Regions from separate parts of the Homo sapiens genome. Here region 1 is linked to region 2. A link is a loop called in an ENCODE intact Hi-C map of the cell type or tissue named here. Cell type or tissue: IMR-90. All regions are shown on one strand. Links, peaks and the distances in the headings refer to the core of each region. The heading gives the core; the rest is flanking DNA. Region 1 overlaps CLPX (caseinolytic mitochondrial matrix peptidase chaperone subunit X). Region 2 overlaps UBAP1L (ubiquitin associated protein 1 like).

Evidence for each region. A loop is a pair of places that touch in the nucleus more often than their neighbours do. Peaks named below come from ENCODE experiments on the same cell type or tissue, not always from the same donor. Only the 100,000 strongest peaks of a DNase experiment are listed, where the experiment ranks them.
Region 1: it touches region 2 in a loop (3.0-fold over the local background); 1 of 110 quality-filtered maps calls a loop at or near these places.

What each region holds. Positions count from the first base shown.
Region 1 is chr15:65,159,342-65,171,031 of GRCh38, reverse strand. It overlaps CLPX (caseinolytic mitochondrial matrix peptidase chaperone subunit X), which reads left to right. Exons shown (of 14, transcript NM_006660.5): 4 at 4,247-4,401; 5 at 6,844-7,003; 6 at 8,387-8,428. Among named protein-coding and RNA genes, the nearest start is that of CLPX, 20 kb to the left of the region's middle. In IMR-90, for the core only: no CTCF peak of the experiment used is centred there; no DNase peak of the experiment used is centred there.
Region 2 is chr15:65,104,220-65,112,976 of GRCh38, reverse strand. It overlaps UBAP1L (ubiquitin associated protein 1 like), which reads left to right. Exons shown (of 6, transcript NM_001163692.2): 2 at 6,589-6,881. The coding sequence starts at 6,762. Among named protein-coding and RNA genes, the nearest start is that of UBAP1L, 6.6 kb to the left of the region's middle. In IMR-90, for the core only: no CTCF peak of the experiment used is centred there; a DNase peak (open chromatin) is centred at 2,116.

The sequences.
Region 1 (11,690 bases), core at 3,570-7,569, 54 kb before region 2:
GGCCAACATGGTGAAACCCCATCTCTACTAAAAGTACAAAAATGAGCTGGGTGTGGTGGCATGCACCTGTAGTCCCAGCTACTCCAGAGGCTGAGGCAGGAGAATTGCTTGGACCCAGGAGGCGGAGGTTGCAGTGAGCCCAGATCGTGCCACTGCACTCCAGTCTGGGTGACAGAATGAGACTCCGTCTCAAAAAAAAAAAAAAAAAAGAAGAACAGAAACACAAGAATTGATTGAATTGATAATGAAGTGGTTTTGTTTGTTTTTGAGACAGAGTTCTGTTGCCTAGGCTGGAGTATAGTGACGTGGTCTTGGCTCACTGCAACCTCCGCCTCCCAGGTAACCATCAAGGGATTCTCCTGCCTCAGCCTCTCAGGTAGCTGGGATTACAGGCACCCGCCACCACACCTGGCTAATTTTTGTATTTTTAGTAAAGACAGGGTTTCGCCATGTTGGCCAGGGTGGTCTCAAACTCCTGACCTCAGGTGATCCACCCGCCTCGGCCTCCCAAAGTGCTGGGATTACAGGCCTGAGCCACCCCGCTCAGCCTAAAGTTGTTTTTTTAATATGGAATTGTCTACTTTTTTCATTTAGATTAGTTTGTAAAGACGTAGGTGTGCTTGCTAGTGCAGTGTTCCCTATAATCTGTGGATAGATATTTATATTTAAAATTTTCCCAAAGGAAAAAAAATTCCATGAATTTTTTTTTTTCTCTGCAGTTCTCTCTTTCTAGTTGGGTTACACAAAAATGTATTACTTAGACATACTAGCTTTGTATTTGCCACCTGTACCTATAAGAGATTCTCTACCAAATTGCTTTCTGAGGTCCCCGGTTACCATTAGTAGGGTTAGGCTGAGTTAAGCATGTATGTCCAAACCCAGCTACTTGGGAGGTGGGAGGATCCCTTGAGAACAGAAATTTGAGGCTAGCCTGGACAACATAGCAAGACAGCAGCTCTTAAAAAAAAAGTCGCTGGGTGCGGTGGCTCATGCCTGTAATCCCAGCACTTTGGGAGGCTGAGGCAGGCGGATCACCTGAGGTCAGGAATTTGAGACCAGCCTGACCAACATGGTCAAACCCCATCTCTACTAAAAAATACAAAATTAGCCGGGCGTGGTGACACATGCCTGTAATCCCAGCTACTTCGGAGGCTGAGGCAAGAGAATTGCTTGAACCCTGGAGGCGAGGCGAAGGTTGCAGTAAGCCGAGATTGCACCATTGCACACTAGTCTGGGCAACAAGAGCGAAACTCTGTCTCAAAAAAAAAAAAAAGTAAATATATCCATATATCTACATCCTATAACCATGTGTTGTTTTATGTTTATTTGTTTTGTTTATAATAAGAGGGCACGATGGGCACCATCTCGGCTCACTGCAACCTCTGCCTCCCAGGTTCAAGCAGTTCTCCTGCCTCAGCCTGCTGAGTAGCTGGGTTTACAGGTAGTTACCATGCCCGGCTAGTTTTTGTATTTTTAGTAGAGACAGGGTTTCACCATGTTGGCCAGGCTGGTCTTGAACTCCTAAGCTCAAGTGATCCACCCGTCTTGGCCTTCCAAAGTGCTGGGTTTACAGGTGTGAGCCACTGTGCCCCGCCAACATCCTATAACCATGTTTTGAAAAGAAAGAGTAGGCTGGCCTCAGTGGGTCACGCCTGTAATCCCAAGCACTTTCGGAGGCCAAGGTGGGAGGGTTACTCGAGTCCAGGAGTTTGAGACCCGCCTGGGCAACATCATGAGACCCTGTCTCTACAGAAGATTTTTAAAAGTAGGCAGGCATCGGCCGGGCGCAGTGGCTCATGCCTGTAATCCCAGCACTTTGGGAGGCCGAGGCGGGCAGATCACGAGGTCAGGAGATCGAGAGGCGCCTGTAGTCCCAGCTACTCGGGAGGCTAAGGCAGGAGAATGGCGTGAACCTGGGAGGTGGAGCTTGCAGTGAGGCGAGATTGTACCACTGCACTCCAGCCTGGGCGACAGAGCAAGACTCCATCTCAAAAAAAAAAAAAAAAAGTAGGCAGGCGTGGTGGCGTGTGCCTGTAGTCCTGGATACTCAGGGAGGCTGAGGTGGGAGGATTGCTTGAGCTTAGGAGGTCAAGACTGCAGTGAGTAGTGATCACGCCACTGCACTTCAGCCTGGGCAACAGAGCGATACCCTGTCTCAAAAAAAAAAAAGAGAAAAGAAAAATAAATCACCTTTAACATAGGATATACTGTAGCTGATCCATTGGAATTGAGAAATCCTTATAAATGTATTCATCCACTGTGTATCCGCAAAGTTTTTTTTTTAATTATACTTTAAGTTCTAGGGTACACATGTACAACGTGCAGGTTTGTTACATAGGTATACATGTGCCATGTTGGTGTGCTGCACCCGTTAACTCATCATTTACATTAGGTATATCTCCTAATGCTATCCCTCCCCCCTCCCCCCACCCCATGACAGGCCCCGGTGTGTGATGTTCCCCACCCTGTGTCCAAGTGTTCTCATTGTTCAGTTCCCATCTATGAGTGAGAACATGCGGTGTTTGGTTTTCTGTCCTTGCGATAGTTTGCTCAGAATGATGGTTTCTAGCTTCATCCATGTCCCTACAAAGGACATGAACTCATCACTGTGTATCCACAAATTTTTTTTTTTTTTTTTTTTTTTTTTTGAGACAGAGTCTCACTTTGTCGCCCAGGCTGGAGTGCAGTGGTGCAATCTCATCTCACTGCAAGCTCCACCTCCCGGGTTCATACCATTCTCCTGCCTCAGCCTCCCGAGCAGCTGGGACTACAGGCGCCCACCACCACACCCAGCTAATTTTTCTATTTTTAGTAGAGACAGGGTTTTACCGTGTTAGCCAGGTCTCGATCTCCTGACCTCGTGATCTGTCCCCCTCGGCCTCCCAAAGTGCTGGGATTACAGGCCTGAGCCACCATGCCTGGCCAAAAATTTTTAAAAGAAAAAAGAGACTCTTTTTATCCTCACTTTAAACTACCTTTGTATTGCTTTCAAAGTCTGCATGATTATCTTTAAATCCAATCAGTATGACTGAGAAAGCAGTATTTTGTTAGTTTCTTAGTGGTTTTTTGATCAGAGAAATAGGAACTAGTGGAGTAAAGATAAAATAAGAAAGATATGAAATAATTATATATATATTTTTTTCTGAGATGGAGTCTTGCTCTATCTCCCAGGCTGGAGTGCAATGGCGCAATCTCAGCTCACTGCAACCTCCACCTCCTGGGTTCAAGCGATTCTCCTGCCTCAGCCTCCCGAGTAGCTGGGATTACAGGTGTCTGCCACCACGCCCAGCTAATTTTTGTATTTTTTTTTTTTTTTTTAGTAGAGACGGGGTTTCATCATGTTGGCCAGGCTGGTTTCTAACTCCTGACCTCAGGTGATCCACCTGCCTCAGTCTCCCAAAGTGCTGGGATTACAGGCATGAGCCAACACGCCCGAAAAATGCTCATGGGTTTAAGAGAATGTAAAGAATATACATTTTTTACATTTTTAGGAATTAAAATAGATTTATCTCTTTCAACTTTTGTATATGTTTGACATTTTTTATAATATTGGAAAAATATATGAATCTTGTATTTTACTTTTTTAGTTTGTTCATTCAAGTATTTCAATAAAATAGATGATTACTCCATATTCTCAAAGAGGTTTTAAATCTTTTTTAGTGGGCCGGGTGCGGTGGCTCACGCCTGTAAATCCCAGCACTTTGGGAGGCGGAGACGGGCAGATAACAAGGTGAAGAGATCAAGACCATCCTGCCCAATATAGTGAAATCCTGTCTCTTCTAAAAATACAAAAATTAGCTGGGCATGGTGGTGCACCCCTGTAATCCCAGCTACTCAGGAGACTGAGGCAGGAGAATTGCTTGAACCCAGGAGGCAGAGGTTGCAGTGAGCCGAGATCACACCACTGCACTCCAGCCTGGCAACAGAGCGAGACTCCGTCTCCCAAAGAAAAAAAAAAATCTTTTTTAGTGAATGGAAAGTTGGAAAAATTTCACGCAATCTTTTCTTTTAAAGAAGTATATCACAAAATGAAAGGACCTAATAGAAATGAGCAAAAGGTAGTTGACTGATCTATCTTTGTAGTATACTTGCTATATAAATGAGGCTGTTTGTGTGGCAAGTAGATTGAACAGCAAGTCTACTTTTTGTCAGGTGCGTAGCTTTCATTTACAGTGGAGTCTTTAAGGTTAAACACTATTGGAATTATTTTTTATTTCCCTCTACTTATGTCTGTTTTCTTTTACAGCATCCACCCGTTTTGTCAAGTGTGAAAAGTGTCATCATTTTTTTGTTGTGCTATCTGAAGCAGACTCAAAGAAAAGCATAATTAAAGAACCTGAATCAGCAGCAGAAGCTGTAAAATTGGCATTCCAACAGAAACCACCACCTCCCCCTAAGAAGGTATAAGTCTTAAGCTCAGTCTTACAAGTATTTTATCTTGAAAACATTCCATTGCTTCCCTCTCCCAAGTTTACACTGAATCCTAATACTAGTATATAAACAAGTATTATAGGTTCATAATATGGACCATATGTGGCTAAATTGTTATTGCCTTTTGGAATTTAAATATGGGGTCTGTTGCTTTTTCCCATGTTATGATTACTGTATTCAGTGGCAGTGAAATATAGCTAGATAATTATTAAAATGTTAACTTGTTAATACCAAGTTAATCTGAAATAATATCTACAATAGAGCAAGCAACTTCTGATTTATTTTTGTTCATATGGACCCTTAAATAACACCAGCCTAGGCTGGTCCACTTGACTAGCCTTAAAAAAAAAAGCCTGCAATTATCTCCCTTAAATTGGTCTATTTTATGGTAAAACAGCCTTCAGTCTAATAATGTAAGTAAGTAGTTTTTTCATAGCCAGTGTGCCGGGCTGCTCCGTATAGCACTGTGGCTTTGGTAGTGTGGACTCTTTAGAAGTCTCAGGCAGAGTATGATTTGGTCCTGTGAGATGTAACAGAATGTACCACCAGCTCCATTGGGTATTTGGTGTGTGCTTTTTGAGAACTGGGAACCCTTGTACCCTGGCTATGTGCCTTCTGTTCTGGCTGTGTCTCAGATGTTTGCACACTTAGATTATTTCTCACTGCCTCAGTGTATCTTTCTTCTACTGTGTTTAGATATCAGTGCATTTGTCTCTACTTCCAAATGTGCTGTGACAGATTTAATGTCATTGGTATAATTTGTAAGGAATAAAGATGTTTAAAACTATAATAAAATGTATATGGTCAACAACTAAAGAATTTGTCATTAAAAATGGAAAATATATTGGGCTTTATATTCTATACGAATTTGTGTAGACTTTAGACATGTGAGTTAAAATTCCAGGCAGTTTGGCCGGGTGCGGTGGTTTGGTTCACTCCTGTAATCCCAGCACTTTGGGAGGCCGAGGCGGGCGGATCATGAGGTCAGGAGATCGAGACCATCCTGGCTAACATGGTGAAACCCCGTCTCTACTAAAAAAATACAAAAAATTAGCCCGGCGTGGTGGCGGGTGCCTTTAGTCCTGGCTACTCGGGAGGCTGAGGCAGGAGAATGGCGTGAACCCGGGAGGCGGAGCTTGCAGTGAGCCAAGATCACGCCACTGCACTCCAGCCTGGGTGAAAGAGCGAGACTCCGTCTCAAAAAAAAAAAAAAAAAAAAAAAAAATCCAGGCAGTTTAACTAATTTCAGGAGTTTTTGAATTATTTATTTTTTAATCAGGGTTTCACTCTGTTGCCCAGGCTGGAGTGCAGTGGCACACTCATGGTTCACTGCAGCCTTAACCTCCCTGGGCTCAAGTGATCCTCCCACTTCAGCCTCCACAGTAGCTGGGACTGCAGGTGTCTACCACTATGCCCAGCTAATTTCTGTAGAGACAGGGTTTTGCCATGTTGTCCAGGCTGGTCTGCACCTCCTGGGCTCAAGTGATCCATCCGCCTCAGCCTCCCAAAGTGCAGGGATTACAGCCGTGAGCCACCAAGCCCGGCAGGAGTTGGTTAATATTAATTCACCAACCATTTCATTTCTATTCACTAAAAACTTAAAAAATTTACCCCAGGTTCCAAGCTGTTGGCAATAACCAACTGTAGAATAGAGCTTTAGCTACTATTAAGAATAAAGTTTTTAGGGCTGAGCTTGGTGGCTCATGCCTGTAATCCCAGCACTTTGGGAAGCCAAGGCAGGAAGATTGCTTGAGCCCCAGGAGTTCAAGACCAGCCTTGGCGACACAGTGAGACCCTGTATCAAAAAAAGAAAAAAATATATTTTTAGAAAATAAAAAAAAATAAGAATACAGTTTTTAGAGTCTCAGATAAATGAGTAGCTTTAAAGTTAATGTCTGAGAAAAAATTAAATTTACTAAAACACATAGATACTGATAGTATAATGGCTTTTGATTATGTAATGCCTGTTTCTGAAAAGAGTAGTTTTATAATGTTATCTTTGTGAAGAATGTTATTCATTTGATTGACAGGTATGGATTTATTTTAATGATTTACATTAATGTTGATACTTTTAGACCATGGTGGCATGTGTATGTATTCTAAGTTACTTTAAATTTAATTTGTTATCAAAAAATAAAGATTGATAGCATTGTTTATAGAATAGAAATTAGCACAACACTAGTAGAGTACAGTGATACTTTGTTAAGCTAGAGAACAAATGAATTGTGTTTTTGTTCATTTAGTGTTCAGGGCCTCTGAATCATTGCTATATAATGTATTGTCATTTTGTTTTTAATGAGAGTCTTTGTTCAGATTTAAAACTGTAAGCAAATATGCTTAGTAAATAACTTTTTAATGTGTGTGCTCTTATAATAGCTCATATTAAATTATTCATACCTAATCATTTTTCAGATTTATAACTACCTCGACAAGTATGTTGTTGGCCAGTCATTTGCTAAGAAGGTGCTTTCAGTTGCTGTGTACAATCATTATAAGAGAATATATAATAATATCCCAGCTAATCTGAGACAGCAAGCAGAGGTTGAGAAGCAGACATCATTAACACCAAGAGGTAGCGTTTTTGATAATTGACCTAAATAGAGATTGCTATGCTTAAAAGTAATCTTTATTTGTAACTCCTCACTTTCTTCTTAAAATGTTTTTTATATAGTGTGGCATTTTTCAAAGTGCAGGTTATTCCCCATTAGTGTGTTATGAAATCATTTGCCAACAGCATTTTTTAAAAATTTGATAGATATGAATAGAAAATAACAGAATACATTAACTTACAGTTAAGGTAAATATTATTTCTTAGGCCTGGCATGGTGGCTTATGCCGGTAATCCCAGCACGTTTGGAGGCCGAGGCGGGGGGATCACTTGAGGTCAGGAGTTCGAGACCTGCCTGGCCAGCATGGGAAACTCCGTCTCTACTAAAAATACAAAAATTAGCCAGGTGGGGTGGCACATGGCTGTAGTCATTATACAGTATACTGTATAATCTCAATTTACTATGGACAATAATGTATATTAATAGAATGATTTATTAAAAACAATTATGCATAGAGTAAATATGAATATTTAATTTTTTGTTTTGTTGGCCAGACAGCCCCAATTTCTGATTTAGGCCTATATTCCATCATTTTAGATTCTTTTAGTTATCACTGTACAGTGTGAAGGAGTTCTGCTAAGTACTTAAATTTATAAGTCTACATTATCTTTGATTGCCTTTAGTAGCAACTAAATGTATAATTTATTTCAATGAAGACACTTGTTCACTTGCTGAACTTACATCACATAACTGCAAAATAGGTATGTGATGGTATCAGTTATTTTTAGAAAGTATAAGTCATAACTAACGGATGACTTGGAACCTTTTTCTTTTTTTCAAGACAAGGTCTCTCTCTGTCACCCAGGCTGGATTGCGACTCACTGCAGCCTCAACTTCCCAGGCTCCAGTGATCCTCCCACCTCAGTCTCCCAAGCAATCCATCTGCCTCAGCCTCCCAAAGTGCTGGGATTAATAGGCGTGAACTCTTGCGCCTGGCCTGAAATCTTCATTTTTATAAGGTCCAAATAGCACTGATAGTTATGGAGCAAAACTTTTTTGTTTTCCTCGGTAATAAATAGATATTTAAGCTATTCTAAGTGCTGGAGGAGCAAATGGTTATAATATTTATAGCATGAGGGGCTTAAACTCTTATTAAAGACTTATGTTATTATACCCTTACAATAGATATCAATTATATATTTGACAAATGTGAATATTAGCAACTGGACAGCGGTCTTTATGCATGGTTTTGTTTTAATATAGAAAAGATATAGCATATATGAAAAGCTGAAAAATGTTAATGAACAAATCCTTTAAATATATTTGAAAGAGGACAGGAGGTGGGATACTCATTGTTTGTTCCCCCAAGGTAAACAAATATGTAATATTTTCATCCTCTTTCTTAGAGTTAGAAATAAGAAGACGGGAGGATGAGTACAGATTTACAAGTAAGTGACTTCAGGTCCTCCTCTGTAATCATTCTTCCTTTTGACATTTATTTCAGTGAAGTGTTTCAGCAGTAACAGTGATAGACATGTATGTATTTGCTTGTGTATTACCAAGAAAGATACGTATTATCTAAATGTGTTTATCCTACATGGTATATATAACTTTGGAATAGTTTTTCATAGCTAATTTGTGTCGTTTCCATATGTTGGGTTATTTTTTATTTTTTCTATCAAACTACAATTAGAGTTGGCCTGCTTCTTGTGGGTCACAGGAATTTGGGGGAGGCAGATTATTTTCTAGCTACTCTTTGCCAGAAAGCACACTGTTTTTTGGTTTTTTTTGTATTTATGAAACTTACAGTCTTACAAATTATGAGTAAGTCTTAATTCACTGTTTCCAGCCCCAGATTGCCCCTACAAGCATCAGATGGTCCGATGGAGGGTGTGGAAGGACTTGATAGACCAAGGAGAGTGGCCTTTCTGTTGTGTTCCACCTATTCCTTTGGAGGTGGATATAGTTAGTTGCTGCATTGAGGGTGGAGGTTCCAGGGGTGTCATAGAAAGATTCACATGGCCTTTTGTTTTAGTAATTGAAATAAAGAAAATTAGCTAAGTTTGATGTTTTTACATTTGCCTTTGAACCAAGTAGTATTATATATCCACTATTTGAAGTGTACTATATATAGGATGAGCCATGAGAATATAACTTGTGTACCAACTTGGGCATGACATTTATCACATGTAATAAAATTACATTATCCCCAGTTATTTTTAAATTTATAGAAATACTGATTATACCATGCGTGGTAAAATTAAGAAATACAGTAAGTGCAATAGAATTAGATTGTATATAAGAATGTAAAATCTAAATAATAACCTTTAGGTATATATGTAATTTATTTCATAATAAAAAAATATATTCAGATATGCAGTCAATACCATACTCATAAATTGTGTTGACAGCTAGTTAACCTATACTAAATTAGTAAAGAAAGTCTGTAGTGCATATTTTGAAAGACATGTCATGTAATATATGTAGTGATTTAATGTTATTTAAATGTTAACAAGTAACAGTATTTAAGAACTTATGTAAAAGATTGACTTAGAAACAAATATTTCAAAAGCTTAAATTTATTGTCATGTGCAGTTTTGTTGTGTTTTACATGGGATTTTAAGTTCTAAAGTTAGGTTGTTAACTAACACTGGCTGGGGGTGTTAGACCCTAACACTGGTCTAGGGTTTTAGACCAAAATCATGTACAATAAGATTAATTCTTATAAGTCCCTTTGGAAGTCAAATTTTAGAGACCAACATACAGCTTTTAGGAGGACTGACACAATTGGCTTTTTTTCTCCATCTTTGGAATATAATGTTGTTTTTTAAGTTGAGCACCAGATGAAATACTTTGTTTGCGTTTAAGGGCTGTGTTGTGTGAATAATTAAACACTAGGGAAATGGTAATAATAATACCAGATTCTTCTGTAACACTTATAAAACTATCTGCCAGGTATTGTTCTAAGTGTTTTGCATATATTCATTTAATCTCCCCTAAACCCATGAGACAGAAACTATTATTTTTATCTCCATTTTAGAAGTAAGAAAACTGAAACACAGAAATTTTAAGTAATTTGTCCGTGGCCACACAGCTGGTGAGCTCTGTGCAGCTAACTACTACACTAGCCTGCTTGCTCATGGTCCTCATTTTAGAGAGCTGTGCTTACACAGTGAGAGATGCACAAACAGGGACTAACTGAAAGAATCGGAGAGTTGTCTCAAGTTTGTTCTAAGGCATATACTCATAAAATGGGATGATGGATATCATCTGTATCATTTAAATTATTTCTTTTTTAAACTTAAATCATTAAATAAGTTAAATACATAGATTATGTGGTTCCACTGTAATTAATATGCCCCTTGCAATTTTGTTCATTTATTCATCTAAATCGTGTGTGTGTGTGTGTGTGTGTGTGTGTGTGTGTGAGAGAGAGAGAGAGAGAGAGAGAGAGAGAGAATGAGTGAATGACAAGCACCTGCTGGCCTTGCTGATCTGAAGCTACATCTAAATCATTTTTTCCCTTTGGGCAGAGCTAAACTTAACCCAAGCCCCTTCCTATGTTATCACAATCCCTAACCAGATTTTGCTGAAATTTTAAAAAGTACTTTGCTAGTGACAATTTAACTATCCTCATACAGCAGACTGAGTTTTCTTGGCTGATGTGGATTATAATGAGGCACAACATTGTGAATTATTCACTAATTATTAACCCTCAAAGGTAGCACAATTTAATCCAGATGTTTATGGAATGCTTATTGTTTTTGATGAATAGAATAACCCTTTACCTTAAGTATGAAGATAGTTTGAAAGTGACAGCCAGATGGAATAGGACTATGATAATAGATATGTCTGCCAAACTATTATTCTATCAGTTTAATTAAAATAATCATTGGAAAGTCTGATTTTCTGAATCAATTTCTTAGAAAATAAAATTTAGGCCAGGCGCGGTGTCTCATGCCTGTAATCCCAGTACTTGGGGAGGCTGAGGCGGGTGGATCACCTGAAGTCAGCAGTTCAAGACCAGCCTGGGCAACATGGCAAAACCCCGTCTCTACTAATAATACAAAAATTAGCCAGGTGTGGTGGCGTGTGCCTGTAATCCCAACTACTCGGGATGCTGAGGCAGGAGAATCACTTGAACCCAGGAGGCGGAGGTTGCAGTGAGCTGAGATTGCACCACTGCACTCCAGCCTGGACAACAGAGAGAGACTCTGTCTCAAAATAAAAAAAAAAAAAAGAAAAGAAAATGTAAAAATAAATTCAGGAAATATAAACAAGTATGTTGTGATAACAGGTACTCAAATGCTAAGAACCAAGAACAATCTGAATATTTACAAATCTGGATAATCTTTCCTTCAGCCAAGAGAAAGTGAGAATAAAGATTTATTTATTTCATTTTTATTTTGTTTTGTTTTATTTTATTTTAATTTTATTTTTTTGAGACAGAGTCTTACTCTGTTGCCCAGGCTGGAGTGCAGTGGCGTGATCTTGGCTCACTGCAACCCCCGCCTCCCGGGTTCAAGCAATTCTCCTGCCTCGGCCTCCCAAGTAGCTGGGACTATAGGCGCGTGCCATCACATCTGGCTAATTTTTTATTTTTAGTAGAGATGGGGTTTCACCGTGTTGGCCAGGCTGTTCTCAAACTCCTGACCTCAGGTGAGCCACCATGCCTAGCCTAAAGATTTATTTTTGTAGGAATCTGGCTGA
Region 2 (8,757 bases), core at 1-4,000:
ATAATGGGGGCTTGGATTCCCATGGAAGCAGTGGAGTTAGCCTGAAATGGCTGGATTCCAGAGATTTAGGAGATAAAAATTCACAGGAAATTTGAGATGGTGGTGGTAAAGGAGAGGAAAGTATCAGAGATGAGTACTCGTGCACCTGGCTCAATGTTACCATTCCTTGAGACAAGGAACCCTGGGGGCGAGGAGCAGTTTGGGGAAGGGAAAAATCAGTTCACTTTGATACGTTGAGTTTGAGAAGTCTTGAGACACTGTGTAGGCAGTTGTGTTTATGAGTTTGATCTCAGAAGAGAACTGGAGAATTTAATTTGTGAATCATTGGCAGGTAATTGAAGCTCTGGGCAAGAATAAAGTCATTTAGAGAGTATAGTGAAGACCTTTGGAAACAATACTAATGTCATTGCCTGGGCCCCACTTAAATCAATCAGTGCCACCTTCACCCATCCCACTCCCCATCCCCATGCCCAGATCCAAGCACATGGGCACCACCTCATGGGCTAGTGTTTGAGAGGTCCTGGCTTACAGTTTGTCCAAGCATGCACAGCCTGGCTTTCCTAACATTCCCACATCCCTACTCCATTCCACCACCTCAGGCCTCTTCCACACTTTGCCCACTACCTGCTGAATGGAGTCAGCACTCAGCCTGAAGTTCATAGTTCTCCCCAGCTCTACCCCAGTCTACCCTTTCAATTTTACTTCGTACTGCTTCCCAGCACAGACCATCTGCTTAAGTCCAGCAACTTGTCACTTCTCTCCACCCTGCAGATTCCTCTGCTCTCTTGCTCACAGGCTGTTCTTTCACCTTCCAGGGTCAAGGCCAAGTCCCATCTACTTCCTGAAGCTTCTCCAATGCCCATAAGGACTAGACCACTCCCCTTCCTTTGGAGAATATTATTACATAATGATCTGTACCTCTCATGTTGTACCTAGTGAGGTGACCCTCATTTTAGAATACTTTCTAACTAGGCAATATCGATATCTTTACTGTAGCCCTTGCCATTCTTAAGAGATATAGGGCCAGGCGTGGTGGCAGGCGCCTGTAGTCCCAGCTACTCAGGAGGCTGAGGCAGGAGAACCGCTTGAACCCGGGGGACGGAGCTTGCAGTGAGCCCAGATCACGCCACTGCACTCCAACCTGGGTGACAGAGCAAGACTCTGCCTAAAAAAGAAAAAAAAAAGAGATATAGGCTGGGCATGGTGGCTCACACCTGCAATCTCAGCACTTTGGGAAGTCAAGTCGGGTGGATCACCTGAGATCAGGAGTTCGAGACCAGCCTGACCAGTATGGCGAAACCCCACCTCTACTACAGATACAAAAATTAGCCAGGCGTGGTGGTGGGTGCCTGTAATCCCAGCTACTCAGGAGGCTGAGACAGGAGAATCGCTTGAACCTGGGAGGCAGACGTTGCCGTGAGCCTAGAAGATTGCACTACTGCACTCCAGCCTGGGAGACAGAGCGAGAGTCCGTCTCAAAAAAGAAAAAAATAGATATGTTCCCCAAATCCTCAGTATCCTAGAAGCAAGTGTAGGGCTGAGTAGAAAATACCTATTAGGATGCAGATGCTGGGCGGAAGATGGAGAGAAGGGTGCCCTATACCTGCTAAGTGGACAGATAGTCTCAATAGAACTGTGTCCCTTCCTTGGAGATAGCTCAAAATTCAGATGATACCTGAAAATGTGAATAATAAATCTGAGAATGCCAAAACTTGCTGAACTTTCCTGTGTCTCCTATAACACCCTTGTACCTCAAAGGTCCCCTGTAAGAACTGGCTGATGGGGCAGATAATTTACTGGTTACAGTGGGACCTTCCTGATTCTGTATGGAAGGTAGCACAGAGAGCTACCTCCTGCTGTGCAGGGAGACCAGCTCTAGGCATGGAGTGGAGAAACCTTTTGAGTCTTATATACAGCAAGACACTAACAAGAGTTGACAAATGGGGCAGGAGATGAGGGAATTAAGGGATTTGCCTACCTGCCTTCATTTGACCTCTCTGCACTCAGATTATCCACCCTACCTCTCCACATGATGCTCTCATGGGAAGGGGATGACTGTAGTGACCCCTAGCAGGGCAGAGCTTTGCGTCATCCTGGCAGGGATGACAGATTGTGTTGAGCCAGAGGCACTTCCTGCTGCAGACTCCCTGATAATCCCTGATTGTTTGCAAAAAGGCAGACTGCGGTCAAGAAGTCTAGATTCAAGTGTATTATTATAGGCAGTCGTGAGCTTAAATTCTGTGTGAATGAGTTTGTTCTTTTTCTTTTCTTTTCTTTTTTTTTTTTTTTTTTGAGACAGAGTCTCACTCTGTCGCCCAGGCTGGAGTGCAGTGGTGCCATCTCGGCTCACCTCAACCTCCGCCTCCTGGGTTCAAGCAATTCTCCTGCCTCAGCCTCCCACGTACCTGGGACTACAGGCGCGTGCCACCATGCCCAGCTATGTTTTTTTTTTTGTATTTTTAGTTGAGACGGGGTTTCACCATGTTGGCCAGGCTGGTCTTGAACTCCTGACCTCAGGTGATCCACCCACCTCGGCCTCCCAGAGTGCTGGGATTAGAGGTATTAGCCACCACGCCCGGCCAAGTTTTTTTTGTTTGTTTTGTTTTGTTTTGTTTTTTGGAGACAGAGTCTCACTCTGTCACCAGGCTGGAGTGCAGTCGCGCGATTTCAGCTCACTGCAATCTCCGCCTCCCTGGTTCAAGCGATTCTCCTGCCTCAGCTTCCTGAGTAGCTGGGACTACAGGCACGCACCACCACGCCCAGCTAATTTTTGTGTTTTTAGTAGGGACGGGGTTTCACCATGTTGGCCAGGATGGTCTCAATCTCTTGACCTTGTGATCTGCCCGCCTCAGCCTCCCAAAGTGCTGGGATTACAGGCGTGAGCCACCGCGCCCGGCCGATTTTGTTCTTTTTTAAAGGCAACAGACTCAATATTTAATGTAGTTTAAAATATATCAAAAATTAAATTCCTGGCTGTTGTATTGCTAAACGAAGGACAGATACTAGTCTTGATCTAACCCAAAAAGCCAAGAAGTGATGTGTGAATGAGTTCTTAATTCTTGGCTTTCAGGTTTAGTAGATACTGTTGACTAAGTGACTTTCTGACCAACAGTGAATGAGAGTTATAGATGTTCCACATCCTCATCATCGCTTGATATTGTGAAGCTTTTTAATTTTAACCTTAAATTAATGGTTGTATGTTTGTGTAGTGGTATCTCATTGTTTTATTTTGCATTCCCCTGATGACTAATGAAGTTAAACAACTTATCATATTGGCTATTTGGATATCCTCTTTTGTAAAGTGCATATTAAAAGTCTCTTGCCCATTTCTTATTGTTTATAGAAGTTCTTTGTATATACTGGATATGAGTCCTTTGTCATATAGATTTGTTGCAAATATCTTCTCCCACTCTGTGATTTGTTTTTGTTTTTGTTTTAACTCTCTTAATGGTATATTCTGATGAATGGAAGTTTTTTTTTTTTTTTTTTTTTTTGAGACAGATTCTCGCTCTGTCACCCAGGCTGGAGTGCAGTGGCGTGATCTCGGCTCACTGCAAGCTCCGCCTCCTGGGTTCATGCCATTCTCCTGCCTCAGCCTCCTGAGTAGCTGGGACTACAGGCGCCCACCACTATGCCCAGCTAATTTTTTGTATTTTTAGTAGAGACGGGGTTTCACCATGTTAGCCAGAATGGTCTCGATCTCCTGACCTTGTGATCCGCCCACCTCGGCCTCCAAAGTGCTGGGATTACAGGTGTGAGCCACCACGCCCGGCCAAATGGAAGTTCTTAACTTTTTTTTCTTTCTTTTTTTTTTTTTTTTGAGACAGAGTCTCGCTCTGTCACCTAGGCTGGAGTAGAGTGGTGTGATCTTGGCTCACTGCAACCTCCGTCTCCCAGGTTCAAGCGATTCTCCTGCCTCAGCCTCCCTAGTAGCTGAGATTACAGATGTGTGCCACCACGCCTGGCTAATTTTTGTATGTTTAGTAGAAACAGGGTTTCACCATGTTGGCCAGGATGGTCTCGATCTCCCAACCTCAAGCGATCTGCCTGCCTTAGCCTCCCAAAGTGCTGGGATTACAGGTGTGAGCCACTGCACCTGGCGGAAGTTCTTAACTTTAATGTAATCCAGTTTATCAGAATTTTCCTTCATGGTTAGTCTCTTTTGGAGTTGTTGTTGTTGTGTTTTTTTAAATTTAATTTATTTATTTATTTATTTATTTATTTGAGACAGTGTCTCATTTTGTTGCCCAGGCTGGAGTGCAACCTGGGCTCACAGCTCACTCATCTTACTGCAGCCTCATCCTCCCAGGCTTAAGCAATCCTCCTACTTCAGCCTCCCGAGTAGCTGGGGCTGTAGGTGTATGCCACCATACCTGGCTAGTTTTGTATTTTTTGTAGAGATAGGGGTCTTGCTTTGTTGCCCATGCTCATCTCAATCTCCTGGCCTCAACTGATCCTCCTGCCTGGGCCTCTCAAAGTGCTGGGATTATAGGCATGAGCCAACGTGCCTGGCCCGTTAGCCCTTTTGTAACTTAAGAAATGTTTTGACTATTACAAGGCCATGAATATAGTCTTTCATTTTTATCTTTGAGTTTTATTATTTTACCTTTTACATTTAAATCTACAGTCCACCTGGAATTGATTTTTAGGTATGACATGAGGTAGAGGTCAATATTGTTTTTGTTTTTTTTTTTCCCCAGATGGATATCAAATTAATCCAGAACAATTTATTTAAAAGACTTTCCCTTTCCAGCTACTCTACAGAGCCAATTTTGTCATAAGTCAAAGATTCATGTGTGGATATGTTTCTGGACTTTCTTTTTTGTCCTGTTGGTCTCTTTGTAAGTCTTTAAGTCACTCTCTTCATTCTCATAACTTGAAGGTCTTGCTATCTGATAGTGAAAGTCTTCCACTGTGTTGCTTCTCCAAGAGTCTCTTGGCTTTTCCTGGTCCTTTGCATTTCATTTAATTTTAGAATTAGCTTGCCAATTTCTACCAAAAAAAAAAGTGATGGAATTTTGATACATGGGATGAATAAATTAATTGGAGGAGAACTGCTATCTTTACAAGATTCAGTTTTACAATCCTTGAACGTGGTATGTTCCTCCATTTAACCAAATGTTTTATAGTTTTCCGTGTAGCGGTCTCATACATCTTGTGTTAGATTTAGTCCTAGAGAACTATACTAATATAAATGGTAACTTTTTAAATTTTCCTTTTTTTTTTTTTTTTTTTTTGAGACAGCGTTTCCTTCTTGTTGCCCAGGCTGGAGTGCAATTGTGTGATCTTGGCTCACTGCAACCTCTGCCTCCCAGATTCAAGCGATTCTCCTGCCTCAGTCTCCCAAGTAGCTGGGATTTCAGGCACCCACCACCATGCCCAGCTAATTTTTGTATTTTTAGTAGAGACGGGGTTTCACCATGTTGGCCAGACTGGTCTCCAACTCCTGACCTCAAGATAATCCTCCCACCTCGACTTCCCCAAGTGCTGGGATTTGGGATTACAGGTGTGAGCCACTGCACCTGGCCTAAAATGTTCCATTTCTAATAAAATTTTTAGAAGAGTCCATTTACATGATTTACTATTTATATAGAGAGATGTAATTCCTTTTTTTTTTCCTTTTTCTTTCTTCTTTTTTTTTTTGAGACAGCATCTTGCTCCGTTGTCAGGCTGGAGTGCAGCAGCATGATCTCGGCCACTGTGTGATGTGTTAGAGATACTCTTTATTAGTTAAGAAAATTCCCTTCTCTTCCTAAGTTGCTGAAAGGGTATGGGTATTGATTTTGTCATGTTTTTTTCTGCATCTATGAAGCTATATAATTATATAATTTTTCATCTTTATTGATATTTATCTTTATTCCCATTTATTGATTTGGGGATGTTAAGTCAATCTGTCTTTCCTGAAATAAACTTAACTTGACAGTGTTATATTATTCTACCCATAATTATTTTTAAGATTTTTTTTGCATCTGTGTTCATGAGAGATTGGTTTCTAATTTTCTTATCAAGTTTGGTATCAAGGTTATGCTAAAAATCAGCTGGGTGCAGTGGCTCACGCCTGTAATCCCAGCATTTTGGGAGGCTGAGGTGGCCGGATCACCTAAGGCCGGGAGTTTGAGACCAGCCTGGCCAACGTGGTGAAACCCCGTCTCTACTAAAAATACAAAAATTAGCTGGGTGTGGTGGCACAAGCCTGTAATTCCAGCTACTTGGGAGGCTGAGGTAGGAGAATCACTTGAACCCAGGAGCTGGAGGTTGCAGTGAGGCAAGATCAGGCTACTGCACTCCAGCCTGGGTGACAGAGCGAGACTTCGTCCCAGAAAAAAAAAAAAAAAAAAAGGTTATGCTAAAATCAAAATGAGTTAGAAAGTATTTCTTATTTTCTTCTTCCCTGGAAGAGTTTATGTAAATTAATGCTGTTTGTTTCTTAAACATTTGGGTGACAATTATTTTGATGAAATGCATGAGAACTAGTTTTGTGGACCATGTTTTGGAAAACAGTGGTCTAGAGCATGACTGAAATATGAAATAGTGAATTTCTGTCCGTGTGAATGCTCTTGTTTTTATTCATTTCCTTCCTTTATGCAGCACTGGCCCCCTCACCTTTTCCTTTCCAGCTGTTTGGGGCTCAGCTAAGTGACCACACAGGAGAGCAGTGAGGCCATTTGAGGCCTGAGCCTGGTCCTCAGGACTCGACTCTCTCTCCCTGCCATCAAGCAGCCTGCCCCAGCCCTGCCAGCCATCTCCACACTCCTGACAGAATGAATGCCCTCGATGGTGTTCCTTTCAAGTTGCCCAAGGGCTTTGTGATAGGCACAGAGCCTCTCCCTGGGCCAGAACTCAGCGTCCCGGCCTGCGGGGAAGTTCTGCTGGGTTCTATGGTAAGTGTGTCTCTGTGTTTCTGTCTTCTGGGTCTGTGGGTCTGGGGCTGAGTCCATGGGGCCTTGTTCCTTGAATTTAAAGGACAGCTAGCCCTGGCCAACATGGTGAAACCCCGTATCTACTAACAATACAAAAAATTAGCTGGGTGTGGTGACGCGTGCCTGTAATCCCAGCTACTCGGAAGGTGGAGGCATGAGAATTGTTTGAATCCAGGAGGTGGAGGTTGCAGTGAACCAAGATTGTGCCACTGCATTTCAGCCTGGCGACAGAGTGAGACTTCGTCTCAAAAACAAATTCAGCACTCTTTTTGGGCCACCGACCTTCTATCCAGCCCCACTACTTGACCTGGGCACACCTACCAACTCCACCATTGTAACGTCAGAATGGTACACACTATTTCTGTAAAGTGACATCTTTCAGATACTTAATGGCTTTTCATATATGCATACCCTTGATGGCCTGGACAGTTTCACGAGTGTTCTTAAAGTGAACACGAAAATTTGAACCTCTTGATTTGCATGATTTTATGGGGTTCTCCAGGTCAAATGAATGGTGAACCATTTTCACAGATTACCTCAGGCCACTTAGGGAAAGAGCTGTTTTTGTTTTTTTCAGACAGAGTCTCGCTCTGTCACCCAGACTAGATGGAGTGCAGTGGTACAATGTCAGCTCATTGCAACCTCCTCTTCTAGGGCTCAAGCGATCCTCCCACCTCAGCCTCCCAAGTAGCTAGGACTATAGGCACATGCCACTATGCTTGGCTAATTTTTTATATTTCTTTGTAGAGATGAGATTTCACACCATGTTGCCCGGGCTGGTCTTGAACTCCTGGGCTCTAGTGATCCTCCCACCTTGGCCACCCTAAGTGCTGCAATTACAAGCATGAGCCACTGTGCTCGACCTGCTTTTGTTTTTTGAGACAGGGCCTCACTCTGTCGCCCAGGCTGGAGTGCAGCGGCATGAACATGGCTCACTGCAGCCTCAACCTCCTGGGCTCAAGGAGCCCTCCCACCTCAGCATCCCAAGTAGCTCAGACTGCAGAAAAGTGCCACCATGACTAATTTTCTTTTTTTTTTTTTTTTTTCATTTGAGACAGAGTCTCGCTCTGTCACCAGGCTGGAGTGCAGTGGCGCAATCTCGGCTCACTGCAACCTCCGACTCCTCGGTTCAAGTGATTCTCGTGCCATGGTCTCCCGAGTAGCTGGGATTACAGGCATGCACCACCAAAGCCAGCTAATTTTTTGTATTTTTAGTAGAGATGGGGTTTCACTATGTTGGCCAGGATGGTCTTGATCTCATGACCTCGTGATCCACCCGCCTCAGCCTCCCAAAATGCTGGGATTACAGGCGTGAGCCACCGCACCTGGCCATTTTCAAAATTTTTTGTAGAGACAGTCTCACTATGTTGCCCAGGTGGACTTGAATTCCTGGGCTCAAGCAATCCTCCGGCCTCGGCCTCCCAGTGCTGGCATTACAGATGAGCCACTGTGCCCAGCCTAACACTATTTATTGACCAGAACTTTATCGTTCTCCTATTGCTTGAGATGCCACCCGTATTAGTTACTAAATCCCTATAATATATTAAGGCCTATTTCTGGATTTTCTATTATGTACCTTTAATCTGTCTGTGCCAGTACCATAGTTTTAATTATTGAACTTCTATATTTTAATAGATGGTAGGGCCAGTTCTCCTTATTTATGTTTTTGTCTCCAGAGTTTCTGGCTTTTCTTTTTCTTTTTCTTTTCTTTTCTTTTCTTCTCTTCTCTTCTCTTTCTCTCTCTCTCTCTGTCTCGCTCTCTCTCTCTTTTCTTTTCTTTTTTCCCTTCCCCTTCCCTTCCTTTCGACAGAGTCTCGCTTTGTCGCCCAGGCTGGAG